2 separate regions of the Mus musculus genome follow, and region 1 is linked to region 2. Evidence: chromatin loops called from intact Hi-C (ENCODE). Cell type or tissue: gastrocnemius. All regions are shown on one strand. Each heading gives the region's core, and the rest is flanking DNA. Links, peaks and the distances in the headings are about the cores only.

Region 1 (8,252 bases), core at 1,744-6,743, 62 kb before region 2:
TATAGTCTGTGGTGATCTGATATGGTGCATGGGATTATGTCAATATTTTTGTATCTGCCAAGGCTTGTTTGGTGAAAGATTATATGGTCAATTTTGGAGAAGGTACCCTGAGGTTGTGAGAAGACAGTATATCCTTTTGTTTTAGAATGAAATGTTCTATGGATATCTGTTAAATCCATTTCTTTCATAACTTCTGTTAGTTTCACTGTGTCTCTGTTTAGCTTCTTTTTCCAGTATCTGTTCATTGGTGAGAGTGGGGTGTTGAAGTCTCCCACAATCATTGTGTGAGGTGTAAGGTGTGCTTTAAGTTTTAGCAAAGTTTCTTTAATGAATGTGGTTGCCCTTTCATTTGGAGCATAGATGTTAAGAATTGAGAGTTTATCTTGGAAGATTTTAACTTTGATGAGTATTAAGTGTCCCTCCTTGTCTCTTTTGAGAACTTTAGGTTGAAAGTTGATTTTATTCCATATTGGAATGGCTACTTCAGCTTTTTTCTTCGAACCATTTGCTTGGAAAATTGTGTTCCAGCCTTTTACTACAAGGTAGTGTCTGTCTTTGTCCTTGAGGTGGGTTTTCTGTATGCAGCAAAATGTTGTGTCCTGTCTATGTAACCAGTCTGTTAGTCTATGTCTTTTTATTGGGGAATTGATTCTATTGATATTAAGAGGCATTAAGGAAAAGTAACTGTTGCTTCCTGTTTTTTTTTTTTTTTTTTTTTTTTTTTGCTGGAGTTAGAATTCTTTTCACGTGGCTATTTTCCTTAGGGTTGTTGAAAGATTGCTTTCTTGCTTTTTCTCGAGTTTAGTTTCCCTCTTTGTGTTGAAGTTTTCCCTTTATAATCCTTTGAAGGGCTAGATTTGTAGAAAGATATTGTGTAAATTTGATTTTGTCATGGAATACCTTGGTTTCTCCATCTATTGTAATTGAGAGTTTTGCTGGATATCGTATCCTGAGCAGGCATTGTGTTCTCTTAGTGTATGTATGACAGCTGCCCAGGTTCTTCTGGCTTTCATAGTCTCTGGGGAGAAGTCTGGTGTAATTCTGATAGGTCTGCCTTTATGTTACTTGACCTTTTTCCCTTACTGGTTTTAATATTCTTTTTTTGTTTGTTTGTTTTTGTTTTGTGCATTTGGTGTTTTGATTATTATGGGACAGGAGGAATTTCTTTTCTGGTCCAAACCATTTGGAGTTCTGTAGACTTTTTGTGTGTTCGTGGTCATCTCTTACTTTAGGTTGAGGAAGTTTTCTTCTATAATTTTGTTGAAGATATTTACTGGCCCTTTAAGTTGGAAATCTTCCTTCTCATCTATACCAATTATCCTTAGGTTTGGTCTTCTAATTGTGTCCTTGATTTCCTGGATGTTTTGGGTTACGATTGTTTTGCATTTCACATTGACTTTGATTGTTGTGTCAATGTTTTCTATGGTATCTTCTGCACCTGCGATTCTCTCTTCTATTGCTTGTCTTCTGTTGGTTATGCTCTTGACTTCTTTCCTAGGTTTTATATTTTCAGAGTGGTCTCCCTTTCTGATTTCTTTATTGTTTTTACTTCTATTTTTAGATCCTGGATGGTTCTGTTCAATTCTTTCACCTGACTTTGTGTGTTCTCCTGTATCTTTATGGGAGTTATTTATTTCTTTTCCTATAATCTTCCATCATCTTCATGAGAAGTGACTTTAGATTCATATCTTGTTTTTCAGGTGTGATGGTGTATCCAGGACTTGCTATGGAGGGAGAGTTTGGTTCTGATGATGCCAAGTAACTTTGGTATCTGAGAGATGGAGAAGAGAGAGTGGGACGGAGGATAGGAGAAGATTGAAGAAGGAGAAGATGGAGGTGACCCACATGGTCTGGAGATAACTCAAGTATCTAGGGTTTATGCAGATGGGCCATAGAATAATGTAGGGTACCTTTGCCCAATCTAGGTGTGTAGCTTGCATTTACATCAATTGAGTTTTGTTTTCTTTCTCTGGGCATTTTGGGGTTGAAGATTTACTCTTATAAATCTGGTTGGTTATTACAAGTCTTTGGTGTAATCATTTTACACGGCCAAGGAGATCAGAATCAGTGGTAGTTGTCTTTCTACAGGTTTGCCACAGGGGACACATGGCCTATGAATTGTGAGCAGCATTGTAGCAGCCAACCTCAAAAACAAGGTCAAAAAGTCTGCTTGGGGCTGAGCACTGGGTGGTTCATAAGACCACTGATGCTAACAATTAGCAGGTTTAGCATGGATGGTGGTGTTTGTTTGTTTATTTATAAAAATACACACTTCACACCAAAAACCCAGTCTTTTATTTTACATATGAATTCAGTCTTTACCCTAGGTTCCCTTTTTCTTGTCCGATAAATCAGTATCTCATGACCCCAACTACATGATTCTTAGAAAAAGACAGCACCACAAGCACAAACAATAAAATATCTAGGTGGGAACACCACCCTAAAATTACTATTCCAACCAGGCCTGTACTTAAATTGGCTCTGTTCTAGGCTGACCTTGAACTCAGGAATCATGCCTCTGTAAGCAGAAACAAAAATCTTAGTTAAGTGGGATCTTGCCTTATAATCACCATGCCCTAAATCTCCTTCTTTAGTATCTTTCTGAGGAGCTGGATCATAATACAGATGTGTCTGTTCTCTGACACTGATCTATGACACGTCTTATACAATTGATATTTCATCCTTATATTTTGTATAATTTAAAAATAATATATTTTTGATCTCATGTTTTAAGCATTCTTTCCCACAGCCTTAAGGGCTGTTCGAAGGTCACAATTTTCAATCATTTTGCTGAGGTATAGACAAACCCTTGCCTCCTGGACTCATGTTGCCTCTGATTATCACAGAGTATGCTATTATACAAACAATATTTATGACCATAGCAACAATCAACACATATGGAGGCATACATGCTGCTGGTTCTGTTCTAGGGGTGGAAAACCATGTCATACTGTCCCTCCTATGGCCATGTTAGACTAAGCAATTATGTGCCATTTTAAGTAGTAGTTCTATAATGTATACCTGTAAATATACATAACTACTATACCTACAAACTAGACTCGCTGTCTTCAGAAGGCTGTGAACATTAGCACATTCACTCTTTAGACTACAGTTTATCTCTACTTATAAACAGGACATAGGCACTCATTTATGTAAAGTCATATACAAAACAGGGAGTTAGGAAGTGATAGGCACCTTACATGAAGGTGTTTGTTCAGGGGGTTTGACTGGTTTTCCTTTAGCCAAGTGACATGCTTTAGCCATTTAAATGTCAGTGTGACATGACTAAAGCTATGACAAGCAACAATTATTTTATTTATTAATTCACTATTTACTTAATATTATGTTAATGAATATTCTGCTTAGGTCAGAAGGCATCAGATCTTTTGGAACTGAAGTTACATATGGCTGTGTGTCATCATTCCCAGAAGCTATGTTGCTTTGGCCAGGAAGGTGGCTGGTTGTCTGGAGCCGAAAATGGCGCCGCCTCAGAAGGTCTCTGGCTCTCACCTGTCCCAGAAACTGCTGGCCTCTGTATTCCACACCCTCACCCATGCAGCCTGCCCTCCGCAGAGTCCCGGAGCCAAGGTGGCTCCCGCAGAGCCTGAGGCAGAAACCTCTCGACCCCGGGCGGACCCCTGTGCTCTCACCAGGAAGGTGGTCGGTTGTTTGGAGCCGAAGATGGCGCCGCCTCAGACGCAATGTGTTCTTTGAGCTTTATTTAAATTTCTTTAATGAATGTGGCTGCTCTTTTATTTGGAGCATAGATATTCAGAATTGAGAGTTCATTTTGGTAGATTTTACCTTTGATGAGTATGAAGTGCCCTTCCTTGTCTTTTTTGATAACTTTGGGTAGGAAGTCAATTTTATTCGATATTAGAATGGCTACTCCAGCCTGTTTCTTCAGACCATTTGCTTGGAAAATTGTTTTCTAGCCTTTCAATCTGAGGTAGTGTCTGTCCTTTTCCCTGAGGTGGGTTTCCTGTAAGCAGCAGAATGTTGGGTCCTGTTTTTATAGCCAGTCTATTAGTCTATGTCTTTTTACTGGGGAATTGAATCCATTGATGTTATAGAAATTAAAGAAAAGTAATTGTTGCTTCCTTATATTTTTGTTGTTAGAGTTGGGATTCTGTTCTTGCAGCTGTCTTCTTTTAGGTTTGTTGAAGGATTACTTTCTTGCTTTTTCTAGGGTTCTGTTTCCATTCTTGTGTTGGAGTTTCCCTTTATTATCCTTTGAAGGGCTGGATTTCCCGAAAGATATTGTTTGAATTTGGTTATATCCTGGAATACTTTGGTTTCTCCATCTATGGTAATTGAGAGTTTGGCTGGGTATAGTAGCCTGGGCTGGCATTTTTGTTCACTTAGGGTCTGCATAATATCTGTTCAGGATCTTCTGCTGTTCATAGTCTCTGGTGAGAAGTTTGGTGTAATTCTGATAGGCCTGCCTTTATATATTACTTAACCTTTTTCTTTTATTGCTATTAATACTTTATCTTTATTTAGTGCATTTGTTGTTCTGATTATTATGTGTGGGAGGAATTTCTTTTCTGGTCCAGTCTATTTGTATTTCTGTAGGCTTCTTGTATATTCATGGGCATCTCTTTCTTTAGTTTTGAAAAGTTTTCTTCTATAATTTTGTTGAAGATATTTGCTGGCCCTTTAAGTTGAAAATCTTCATTCTCATCTACTCCTATTATCCATAGGTTTGGTGTTCTCATTGTGTCCTGGATTTCCTGGATGTTTTGAATGAGGATCTTTTTGCATTTTGCATTTTCTTTGATTTTTGTGTCCATGTTCTGTATGGAATCTTCTGCACCTGAGATTCTCTCTTCTATCTCTTTTATTCTGTTGCTGATGCTTGCATCTATGGTTCCAGATTTCTTTCCTAGGTTTTATATCTCCAGCATTGTCTCACTTTGGGTTTTCTTTATAGTGTCTACTTCCCTTTTTTAGGTCTTGGATGGTTTTGTTCAATTCCATCACCTGTTTTGTTGTGTTTTCCTGTATTTCTTTAAGGACTTTTACCTCTTTAGCAGTGTTCTCCTGTATTTCTTTAAGTGAGTTATTAAAATCCTTCTTGATGTCCTCTACCATCATCATGAGATATGCTTTTAAATCCAGGTCTAGCTTTTCGGGTATGTTGGGGTATCCAGGACTGGCTGAGGTGGGAGTGCTGGGTTCTGATAATGGTGAGTGGTCTTGGTTTCTGTTAGTAAGATTCTTTTGTTTGCCTTTTGCCACCTGGTAATCTCTGAAGATAGTTGTTATAGTTGTCTGTGGTTGGAGCTTGTTCCTCTTGTGATTCTGTTAGCCTCTGTCGGCAGACTTGGGAGTCTAGCTCTGTCCTGAGTCTCAGTGGTCAAAGTACTCTCTGCAGTCAATCTCTCCTCTTGCAGAGAAGGTGCACAGATATCTGGCGTTTGGACCTGCCTCATGGTTGAAGATGAAGGCCAGAAACAGGGCCTGTCCCAGAAGCTGTGTAGCTTCTGTAGTCCACACTCTCACCTGCACAGACTAATCTCTAAATGATCCAAGTCCCAAGATGGCTCCCCAATCGGCTCCAGCAGAGCCCTCCATGGCAGACACCTCTTCTCTGGCAGGAAAGAAGCTCGGATGTCTGGAGCTCATAATTGGGTCTCTCCCAGAAGCTGTGTTGCTTCTGCCTGTCCCAGAAGTTGTGTAGTTTCTGTAGTCCACACTCTAACCTGTGCAGACTAGTCTCTGAGGGATCCGGGACCCAAGATGGCTCTCCCACCTGCTCCTTGCTGATAATATTTTATCTCTTGGTTCTTAGACATCTGCTGAGTCACAGATGTTATGTAGATTGAAGGATGTAAAGGATATAAATTGTAGATGTAAAGGATGTTATGTAGATTGAATAAGAGTGCCCTATAGGGGCAAATATTAATATTTAGTCTTTAGTTGGTGGAGAAGTTTGGTTAGGTTTAGAAGGCATGGCCTTGTTAGAAAAAGATGGTACTGGAGATTACTTTTGAGTTTACTAAGCCATATGTTATTCTCAGTTCTCTCTCTGATTCTGTCTCTCTCCATCTCTTTCTCTCCCTGTATCTATCAGTCTCTGTCTGTGTTTCTGTCTCTCCCTGTTTGTCTCTCTGTATGTCTCTTTCTGTCTCTCTTTCTGTCTCTCTCTCTCTGTCTCTCTGTCTCTCTCTCTCTCTCTCTCTTTCTCCCTTTGTGTTTGCAGTTCTCAATATAATTTCTCAGGTTGTTACTCTAATTACTATGCATGCTTGTCTGCTGCTACTTCTTCACCATGGTAGACTCTTATCCCCCTTGAACTGAAAGCCCAAATAAACCTTCTATAGGCTACCTTTGGTCACAGAAATAGAAAAGTAATCTAGAAAGATGATCCATTACCCATATGTAATGAATATAGAAGATCAATTCTTGGGCTATTTTCTTTTAGGAGGACCTGTGACACTTCAGTAACTTTTTTAGTCATGGTATGTATTGCTTTTCTCTAGCACTGATAGTGGCCACAAAATTAAATAGACTTTTGAAGATGTCACCCAGAAACATTAGTATTTAATAGTACTTACCCAAATTAGTGCCTGTCTAGTTAGTAGTGACTGTCAACTTGCCACAGCCTTATCACTGAAAAAAGTCTCACTTGAGTAAATGTCTTTATCAGATTGATCAGTGGACATATCAGAGAGGAATTGTCTTGATTATTAATTGATGCAAGATAGTGTAGCCCAATTTAGTTGACACCTTCTCTAGGCAGGTTGTTCTAGGCTGTATTAGAAAATTGGATAGGGATGAGGTTTTATTTAGCCAGTAAGGGACCAGGCAAGCAATGTTCTTCTAGGGCACCTTCCTTGAGTTCCTAATCTGAACACTCTCAGCGATGGACTTGAAGTGTAATCCAAATAAACTCTTTGATCTCCAAGTTGTTTTTGGTGACAGTGTTTTATACAGCAAAACAAAAAAATCTGGTAGCAAGAAGATGATGGTGTTGTTGTGATAGACTTAACAAACAATATGAGTGTTTGGTCTATTTTCTTGGAGGATTATAGAAAATTTAAGAGATTTGAGCTGAAAGCTGTTGAATACTTGGGGTTTTAATGAATTGTTGTTGTTGTTGTTGTTGTTAGAATTTTGAAGGTCAGAGTGCTAAGTTAAAGGTGACCTACATATCAGTCACCCAGTCTATCACCCTTTCTGGCACTGACAATATAGAGTCTAACCCAGAACTCTTGGTGGGTCACCAAGGCCAATTCCCTTGCCTGCCTGCTTATTGGTTACCCCAACCACCACCCCACCTGACAAAGGCAGCATACATTGAAGTTCCAAAACATGGAGGAATAAAGCTGGTTCTTGAACGTGCCATGCTTATTAGACAGATTTCATTGTGCTAGAAGAAGATATACATACTATTAGAGTAAAAAGGTAACCATCAATCTTTCCATCTGTGAATCCTGTAAGCTACAGTAACAACTGGCTAAGAAATATATACATATGTAATAGTTGTATGAATGTAATATGAGTAAGGAAACCTTTTTTTCTCAGATCTAAGGCCTATTTCATGAGCTAAAACCCATCCCTGGCACTGTTAATGGGGCCAAGATCCTCTACCTAAATAAGTTCTAGGGGAGAACATAATATTTTTATTTTGCTAAATTGACATATTACTAAAATAACTCCTAATCACCTAAAAATATACACATAGAGCCATGAATATATCAAACATCATCAGAGCATGCTTCCTATAGTAGCTGGAAAATCACTTGGAGTTTCAAGTGTCCAATGTTCAGAAAATGAGAGACTATAGATTGTTCATACCAAATTGGATTATAACACACACACACACACACACACACACACACACACACACACACAAGCACACCAGGGTTATGGGATCATCACAGGAGAAGTGATGCAAAGATTTTTAAGAGCCAGAATAGGTAGATAACTTAAAAAATATTTTTTCCAGACACAACAGAACAATTGCATATTTAAAATCACAGTGATTGTGACAGGATATAAAATACTCAAATAAACTCAAGTCAATACACAAGCTCACCATATCAGGGAAAAAGTTGTCAAGAAATCCTACATCTACCTGAGAAGCTATTGGAAAATTTTAGCTCTTACAGGAACATAGTCATTTTTTTGGTTAATATTATGATCCCCGTTGTTAAATCAACAACACTTCTAATAGTAGTTGAGAAAGACAAAATGAACTTAAATGGGAAAAAAAAGAAGAAAACTTAAATTTGGTTGCCTTCTGG
Region 2 (8,252 bases), core at 2,215-7,214:
CCTGCCATCTGATTCCCACTTGGGTCCCCATATCTTTGCATACCTTGGCCTGATAATTCCCCCTAATCTTAAACAAGGGATCCAGCCTATGGGTCAAATATATCACATGGTGGTCAATTTCACTGGACTCAAGTCAACAGAGAAGTACATACAAGGAACCTTTTCTTAAGATTAAAGAGGAATCCAGTGACCCAGGGGAGATAAAACAATGGGTTCAGGGGCTGAGCCCAGATTAGTAAGAGATCACTATATATAGTATGGGATGCTTAAAATATTTTGAAGTCATGTTAAAGCATAAAAAAAAAAATAATGGGCACTGGGCATAGGGATGAACTCTGGTACTATCACTGCACCATGCCAACATTCTGAATAGGCATTTTCACAGGAACCTATGTTCAAGAGTGAAACAGGGTGGTCAGGGCTGCCAAGGGTATACTTACACTTTGTACTCATGCCCTAACCAAGATTCTAGAGAGAGAAGGACATGGAAAAATGTGGAAAGCTGCTATAGGAGAAACTAGCACCCATCTAAACATGGGGCTAGCTCCAATAATGCCTTCAAACTAGGCAGATGGCAGATCTGATATGAACAGAGGAAAAAAAAACTTACCCAGGTATGTGTACCTTTCCGGCTTTCAGATTCTCAGGTAAGAGTCTAGAGTTCAGACAGAGAAAAGTCATTACTATTTGGACATCTTATATACAGATCACAGACTGTGCCATCAGGTAACTTCATTGAGAACTGGGCTAAAAGCTGAAGCCAACTACCCTAGCTCCCTATATCTTCTGAAAGACAAGCTGTAGAATAGTGGTTCTTCTGCCACCCCATTAGGGGTCATATATCAGATATCCTGCATAACAGATATTTACATTATGACTCATAGTTGCAGAAATCTTACAGTGATTAAGTATCAATCAAAATAATTGTATGGTTATGGACTAATTTTTTTAGGAACTTCATTAAAGGGCTTCAGCATTAGAAAGGATGAAAACCACTGCTGAAGAAGATCCTGACCTAGAGATTAAAAAGAAAACATTGATTTGTTGAGGCAGGGAGGAGTAAGAGATTGTGAAATAAACTAAGACCATAGTGGTTTCTTGGAGATCCCAAAGAGATGGTCAGTGTCATTGTCCATGCCAGACACAGCAGGTTACAACTAGACTGTGGTATTTCTTCTTTGTTTTCTTTTTAATCACTGCTGCTTCTATGCATATTCATCCAAAGTAAAGATACTGTGCTTTAATGCTTGCTGCTGTACACCAACGAAATGTGTACATCTAGGTTCATTCCATCATTGCAATATTTTCCAATTCACTTAGATTGGGATCAAGATGTGGTCTTACAGATGATGATGATGTGTTTGAGGGTGATAGCCATCAGACAGGATGGCTGGAGGTGGGCACAGTTGGCAAGAAGTGTCAGCATCCAAGAGGAGATGGGTACTATCTTGTCAGTAGTTGTGTCTGTACTTGTGCCATGGTAACACAGAGGATTAAGTTGGAACCATATGGATTGTAGTAGAAAAAAGATAAAGAATGGATAATGAATGAGAAATTAGTAGGAAGGCAGGATAAGCAATTAAGAGAGTTGCATGGGGTAATCGGTATTTTCACAATCCTTTGGGAAGAAGCAAGAATATCAAAGGCAGGATGTGACTGCAAGAAGTAAGCTGTGTATGGAGTTGAGGAGTGTTGGGGCCGGCCTGTGGCTCTCATGTCCAGGTTCAAGCCTGGGAGGCATCTTGGAGCTGAAAGAGAAGAGGGAATCTAGGTGGGTAGAGAAATAATGGAACCAAGACAAGCTAGTCTGCTCAAGGTTCAAATGTTTAATAATAAAATCTGCGCTTAAAAAGAGAAGCCCATCCCTAGTCATGCCAAGTTTCTTGATGTAGATATGAAGTTGTCAGAAGAGCCTTTTAGCAGAAACTAGCCAAATTCACAGTTTGCAGTTAACTCCGGAAAGTCTTGGAGAACCGGTTTGGCCTCAGGGCAGGTGGTAGGCAGCATAACATCAAAGGAGAGTGATGGGAAGCAGCACAGCAGGTGGCCCCGCCTCAGTGGCTTATGGTCTGAACCAGCCTATCTAGGCTGAAGGTGGTTACATTTGCCCCCTTTAAATAATAGTAAACAAAACTGGACTGAGGCATAAAATTTATTTATGCTCTATAGTCCTGCCTGGGAGTTATGGTGGCTGGCAGCTGTGCCTGCCTTAGGATCTCAGATTTTCCCGAACCATCCAATTCCGTCTTGGAGGCTATGTGCAGCTAGTTTTTGTTTATTACACACAAAACATGGCTCTGTGATGTATTATCAACAGCCTCGGCCTTTTGGAATGTACCTCTGTCTTAGATTGGTATGGCTCCAAAATCTGGTTGCCCATCATTGACTAACCCACCCTCAAAGCACACCTTAATCCCAAATCAGACAAAGGCCACAATATGTACTTAAAATGCTTCTTGATGAAGATTAATAACTGCCACCTGCACTGTTGGAGGTGAAGCTTTACATCTGCTGCAGTCAGGCTGAATGGAGTGGCTGACCTGCTTGAGAAACAAAGGTGGGGTAGTGAAAAACAACAGTATAAAAGCTTCTTTGTGGAAGCCCAGGTACTTTATTCAGTTTCAAATTAGAAACGATCAAACTCTGGCCTCCCAGTGAGTGTGGGGGAGCTGGCTTTGAGAATTAGCAGAAAAGCCAGAGATTCTGTGGAAGTGGAGGCTGTGCTCCAAATTAACTGTGCTACGTAACTAAGAATTTTAACTAGCTTCAATAGGAATCTCTAATATTGGAATTATTACTAGGCCAGTCTAAGATTGAGTTAGAATAACTAGTCACAATGAGGGAAAGAGAAGGATCACTATGACTCTTGTTATATGACTAATCTAAGTCAGATTACACAGTCTCTGATGTTCTTTTTACCATAAGGTTAAAAAACTTGAAGCAAGGCAGCTTTGCTTGTCCAAACTGGAAAAATGGCAAGCAAGGATGGGTCGAAAACATGTACCCAATTCAGCTTCCTTGTCACTAAAGTCAGGGCACTGAGCGACCTTACCTCTCAGCTTGTCACACGAATTAGCCATCATGCTTCTGCAGCGTTCTGTGAAGAAAACCTATGCTTTTCCCTTTCTTAATAAGGTAACTATTCAGGATCAAGCCATATGCCAATAAGTAGATCCTTTTAAGATACTATAAGGTATTTATTAAATTCTTTGACATCCAAATTTCAAAATTCTAAAATAAAAGTATGATTTAAATAATGTGCACGGGAATACACTAAATAATATGTACAAGGATATAATTTCCCCCTTCTTTGTCTTTTAAGAATCTAGAGTTTTAAAGTTCCACAATACCTTGTCCTTGAGAATTAATTAGTAATATGTTGACAAAACATCTCAAATACTTGACTGTTATAGTCAGTATTAATGTAACATGGGCAGTGACTAATTGCACTTTCAATTGTTTCTCTTGAAGAGCAGTTGTAACTAGAATGCTTGAAAAGTTGTTTATAGTTACATGTGTCTAATTTATTTATTTATTAACTCATAAATAAGAGCATTTATTTGCAGCAGTTTATAAAGTATAAGTCCTTAAGAATTAACACTATTATGTGGAAACAAGTAGTAACTGAGGACACTAAGAGCAACGAATTTTTTACGATTTGACATGCACAATTTCCAAGAATACTAAATTATTATCTTAAACCATAACTGTTTTGAATATATAAATAACGATATTATATATCCAATCTATATTATATGTAGGTCCTATAGATTGCCTGAGATATAAATCTAGCATTTTTACTTATGAGTTGTATATGCATAAGCAATTGCAAATTTGAGAATTAATAGCATCCAAGGGACAAACAATCTTAAGCAATTGTGAGCTCTGAGATATATTGCCTATTAATATACAAATTAAGGTTTGCTTGTTCAGCATTTTTAAATACCATCCACAGCACACAACTTAATTATCTGTGCTGAAACAGGGGGAAGCTGAAAAGAATAAGCGTGTGATCTAATTCACATTTACTTATTTCTCATAGAGGGGTTGTTTTTAAACAGAGTAAATGGAATGCATGCATGCATGAATTTATAGAAGATACAGAAGCATGCATAAAAACAATTTTTAACTTACCTTTGGGTTATTGATTGTCAATTTTATTCAAAATGATGGTATGCATTAGATCAATTATAAATATTCTGTAATAACCAATTTAATTGCTGTTTTGAACAAGGAACAGACACTTAGGCTGTTAAGACACAATTTTTGTTATAAGTTTTCTAAAATACACGAATATATCTTACAATTTGTTATTAGCACCATAGCAGTTTTAATAGCATGCTGAAACTGTGCTTTGAGGTGAGCGCCACCTTGGCCGCACCTACCCTTGGCCTTTCTCTCAGGTGGAAGGGGATGAAGGCAGCCCAATCTGTTGTAGGCTAGAAAGCCCAAGCGAGGGCGGCAGAGCACCCCGAGTCTTAGTGGGAAATATACGGCTACCCTGGCAGGGACGGGAGGAGTCTCATGGGGGCAATGGCAAGCTCGGCCCTCCCCTGAGTTCGCTCCAAAGCCACCTGCTTTCTGGCAGCCTCCCACGCCACCATGCTCAGGGAAAGCTGCATGTCCCAAGGCCCCACCCTGCAGAAGCCAGTAGCCTGCTGGCCGGGAGGATAAGAATAATGTCTTCTCTTGCCAAAAATACAGAAAATAAAAGGGGTAAGAAGTCACAGCAGGCAAAGTACCTTGAAGTTACCTGACATGAAACAAACAAACAAAAAAAAAATGACTTCAAAAGGATGTACAGGAACCAGATAAATGTTTACAGTAAGGATAAAGCTGCTCCGCTTAGGGTCAGCTTAATGACAGCTAAGGATTTCACACATTTAGTCACAATGCAGCCTGATAAAGAATTGCTGTGGGCACATTTAATAACCATTAACTAAAATGGGCAGCTAATATTTAATTACCATTGATTATAATTGAGAACAATTATAAAAGCTTTCATTTTCTGCAAAGCCTTCTGTAGTAAACTAAAACCCTAGATATTAAAAAAGATATTACCTCAGAATCTTTTCTGGAGCAACAGTTACTTTAAACCTATAATAACTTTACATGAAGTAGGCAAGCCAGATTGTAATGCCTTTATTTTTTTAAGATTTATTTATTTATTATATGTTAGTACACTGTAGCTGTCTTCAGACACTTCAAAAGACGGAGTCAGATCTTGTTACGAATGGTTGTGAGCCACCATGTGGTTGCTGGGATTTGAAATCCAGACCTTCGGATGAGCAGTCGGGTGCTCTTATCCACTGAGCCACCTCACCAGCCCTGTAATGCCTTTATAAATTCTATAGTCTGATTGACCCTTTATAAACTTTGAATTTTAACTTTATTAAAACAGCATTTGGCTAGATCTGCAAAAGTGCTCTTTTAGCTAAAAGAAAATTCCCCTGGAGGCAAGGAGAGGCAATTTTCAAGAACTTCCTTAGGCACACCGTTTTCAAAACAAAAGAAAGTCACACAAACCTTGCTGAGGCTTCCCTGAGCTTTGTATGGCAGTATAGCCACAGAGAGCTGTTTTAGTGCTCTCATAAGATAATTACTCTTGTAATTATCTTAATTAACAGTATATGGGTGAGTATAAAATCTTAAATTTGCCATCAAACTGCCAGCTGCAGTTAAAGGAACACTGGCAATTTTTAACCATGATTTTTAAGTTTCTTATGCAACATTAGAATAATATCTACAGCCTTGGGAAAGCAATACCCAATTTCAAAGCAATATATCACTTTAGAATCAGCATTAAATCTTCACAACCACATTGCAAGATTTGGCTGCCAACTTATACCTATGAATGCATGACAGTGCAAGCTTTAATGATTCATTAAAGAGACATTGCTTTAAATTTATCTAATTCTACTTTCTGGGATAAAAATCACATTAAATATTATCTCAGCTAGAAGAATCTTAGGAGGCCCAGTTTTTTGGCCCGTTTATGCCATGTGTTTGACAAGACTCTTGAGTTGCCAACTTAAGGCTAACCTTCTGTTACCAATGTTACAATTATTTAATCCTAACCAATAACTTATGAGCTGATACCAAATGAATTGGCTACACTTAGACCAATCAGAGAATTTTATTTTTTCTGGCTATAATTATAAAATATAAAGCACTTTGTCATTAGCTAAATGCAATAATCACGATTGTAGAGAAATTTTCTTAGGAAAAAAAATACCTATCAGCTTTTTCGACCCCAAACCATGAAGCTGCAGATTCCCTTTCTTAAAAAACAGTTTTTCCAGCAGGAGCCCTCCTGCTGTACCTGATTCTCAGTCAAAGTGTCAGCCACTCTCGGCTTTGCTATACCAGCAGAGAAATTTTTAGCCATCTTTTATTTTTCCAACATGAAACACAAAACATTCAGTCATTCAGATGACTAGACAAGAACACACATGAATTGAACATGTGAACAGACCAGTGCACCAGACATTAGACACTAGACAACACAGAGAGCAGAGAGCTACTACTGTAAGGGCTAGAGAGAAAAAGGCAGGGTGTCCCCTAACATTTCTCTCTGCCTCTGGAACATTTTCCTCCCACCTGATGCAGTTTCCAACAGCAGCCAATCTGCCTGATTATTTAATCCCGTTTATTAAACCCTTTTATTTCTCTCACCTAAAAAGCAGCTTCTGGAAGCTGCAGCCGACTGCCTGTTATGTTCCTAGATCCTGATATCACTGATGAATCTGAGTGGATCCAGATCAGACCATACCACACCTTAGCAACCTTTTGCCCGTTGCTTCTCCAGGTTCCTGTATGAATTTTCTATCTCTATACCAGCAGTGTTTCTTCCAGCATCCTCAGCTATTCCCAGGTCCTGTGTTAGTTTTCCAAATTGTTGGGGCCGGCCTGCAGCTCTCATGTCCAGGTTCGAGCCTGGGAGGCATCTTGGAGCTGAAAGAGAAGAGGGAATCTAGGTGGGTAGAGAAATAATAGAACCAAGACAAGCTAGTCTGCTCAAGGTTCAAATGTTTAATAATAAAATTTGTGTTTATAAAGAGGGAAGCCCATCCCTAGTCACGCCAAGTTTCTTGATATAGAGATGTGAAATTTTCAGAACAGTCTATCTTGGAGAACCAGTTCAGCCTCAGGACAGGTGGCAGGCAGTATAACATCAAAGGAGAGTGATGAGAAGCAGCACAGCAGGTGGCCCTGCCTCAGAGGCATATGGTCTGAACCAGCCTATCTAGGCTAAAGGAGGTTACATAGGAGGCTCAGATATCTAGGAATGTTGTATAAAGCCTAGTGTAGCGGGAACTCACATGCTTTCTTTTATAACAGGAAGGAAGTCTATGCAAGTCCCCATATGTCTCAGGCCCAGATGCAGACTCCTGGGCAGTAAGCAACTCATATCCATGCCAAATATGAATTTCAGTGTCTCCTATGTTTCCTTTTTCTAACAAGTAATGAGCTCAGAATTCCTAAGTGACACTGGAGCTTACAGACACAGATCATCATTAGTCATCAGGACCTTGGCTCTCCAGGACACCAAAGAGTGCAGGAAACCACTACACTGTTCTTTAGGAAATATAGTAGGCTGGTTCACAAGCATGCTAAGAAAACCATGAGGATCTATTGAGTGCATGAGCAATTAAAATCCACTTTAGTGCAGTATTGCCTTAAAAAAAATTCCAGCAGTTATCTGCCACAAGGTTGTGACACAATAACTTAGCTGTTTCTAGGCAGAGGTGTGATCCCCAGCCTGAGACACAGTATCTGCCCAAAGGATCAAAAGCACAAGAGGGTCCTCATTTGCATTGAATAAAGATACTCCATTATGGAAATAGTACCTCCACTGTGCACTAGAACCACGAATGCAATAACACTAAAGAAACCCCATTCCTAGCTATAATATAGGTCAGAAACCTCAGAACTAATACAATAGAACCTGAGGCAGAAGATGTGCACAAGTGCCTGACTTCATATTGGCAAATTTTAGACTTTTGCATTTGTTCAAGATCCTCAGCTCTCATCCTATCCCCAGCGTCAATGGTGAAGCACAGGGAAGTTAGGATGCAAAAGGTATACTGATATTGTATCCATGCTGCAGCCAATGTTCTACAGAACAAAGAATGTAGAAGGAAGGGAGCTGCAGCATGCAATAAAATCATTTGCCTCAAAAATCAACTCTGGCTCTGCTGCAAGTCTGCTGATGCCAAGAGGGTCTCTAGGCACCCCTGGACTGAGGGGCT

What was found. Peaks named below come from ENCODE experiments on the same cell type or tissue, not always from the same donor. Only the 100,000 strongest peaks of a DNase experiment are listed, where the experiment ranks them.
Region 1: it touches region 2 in a loop (4-fold over the local background); 4 of 42 quality-filtered maps call a loop at or near these places.

The regions. Positions count from the first base shown.
Region 1 is chrX:76,561,086-76,569,337 of GRCm38, forward strand. No RefSeq gene overlaps it. Among named protein-coding and RNA genes, the nearest start is that of Cldn34d, 38 kb to the right of the region's middle. In gastrocnemius, for the core only: no CTCF peak of the experiment used is centred there; no DNase peak of the experiment used is centred there.
Region 2 is chrX:76,623,098-76,631,349 of GRCm38, forward strand. No RefSeq gene overlaps it. Among named protein-coding and RNA genes, the nearest start is that of Cldn34d, 24 kb to the left of the region's middle. In gastrocnemius, for the core only: no CTCF peak of the experiment used is centred there; a DNase peak (open chromatin) is centred at 4,569.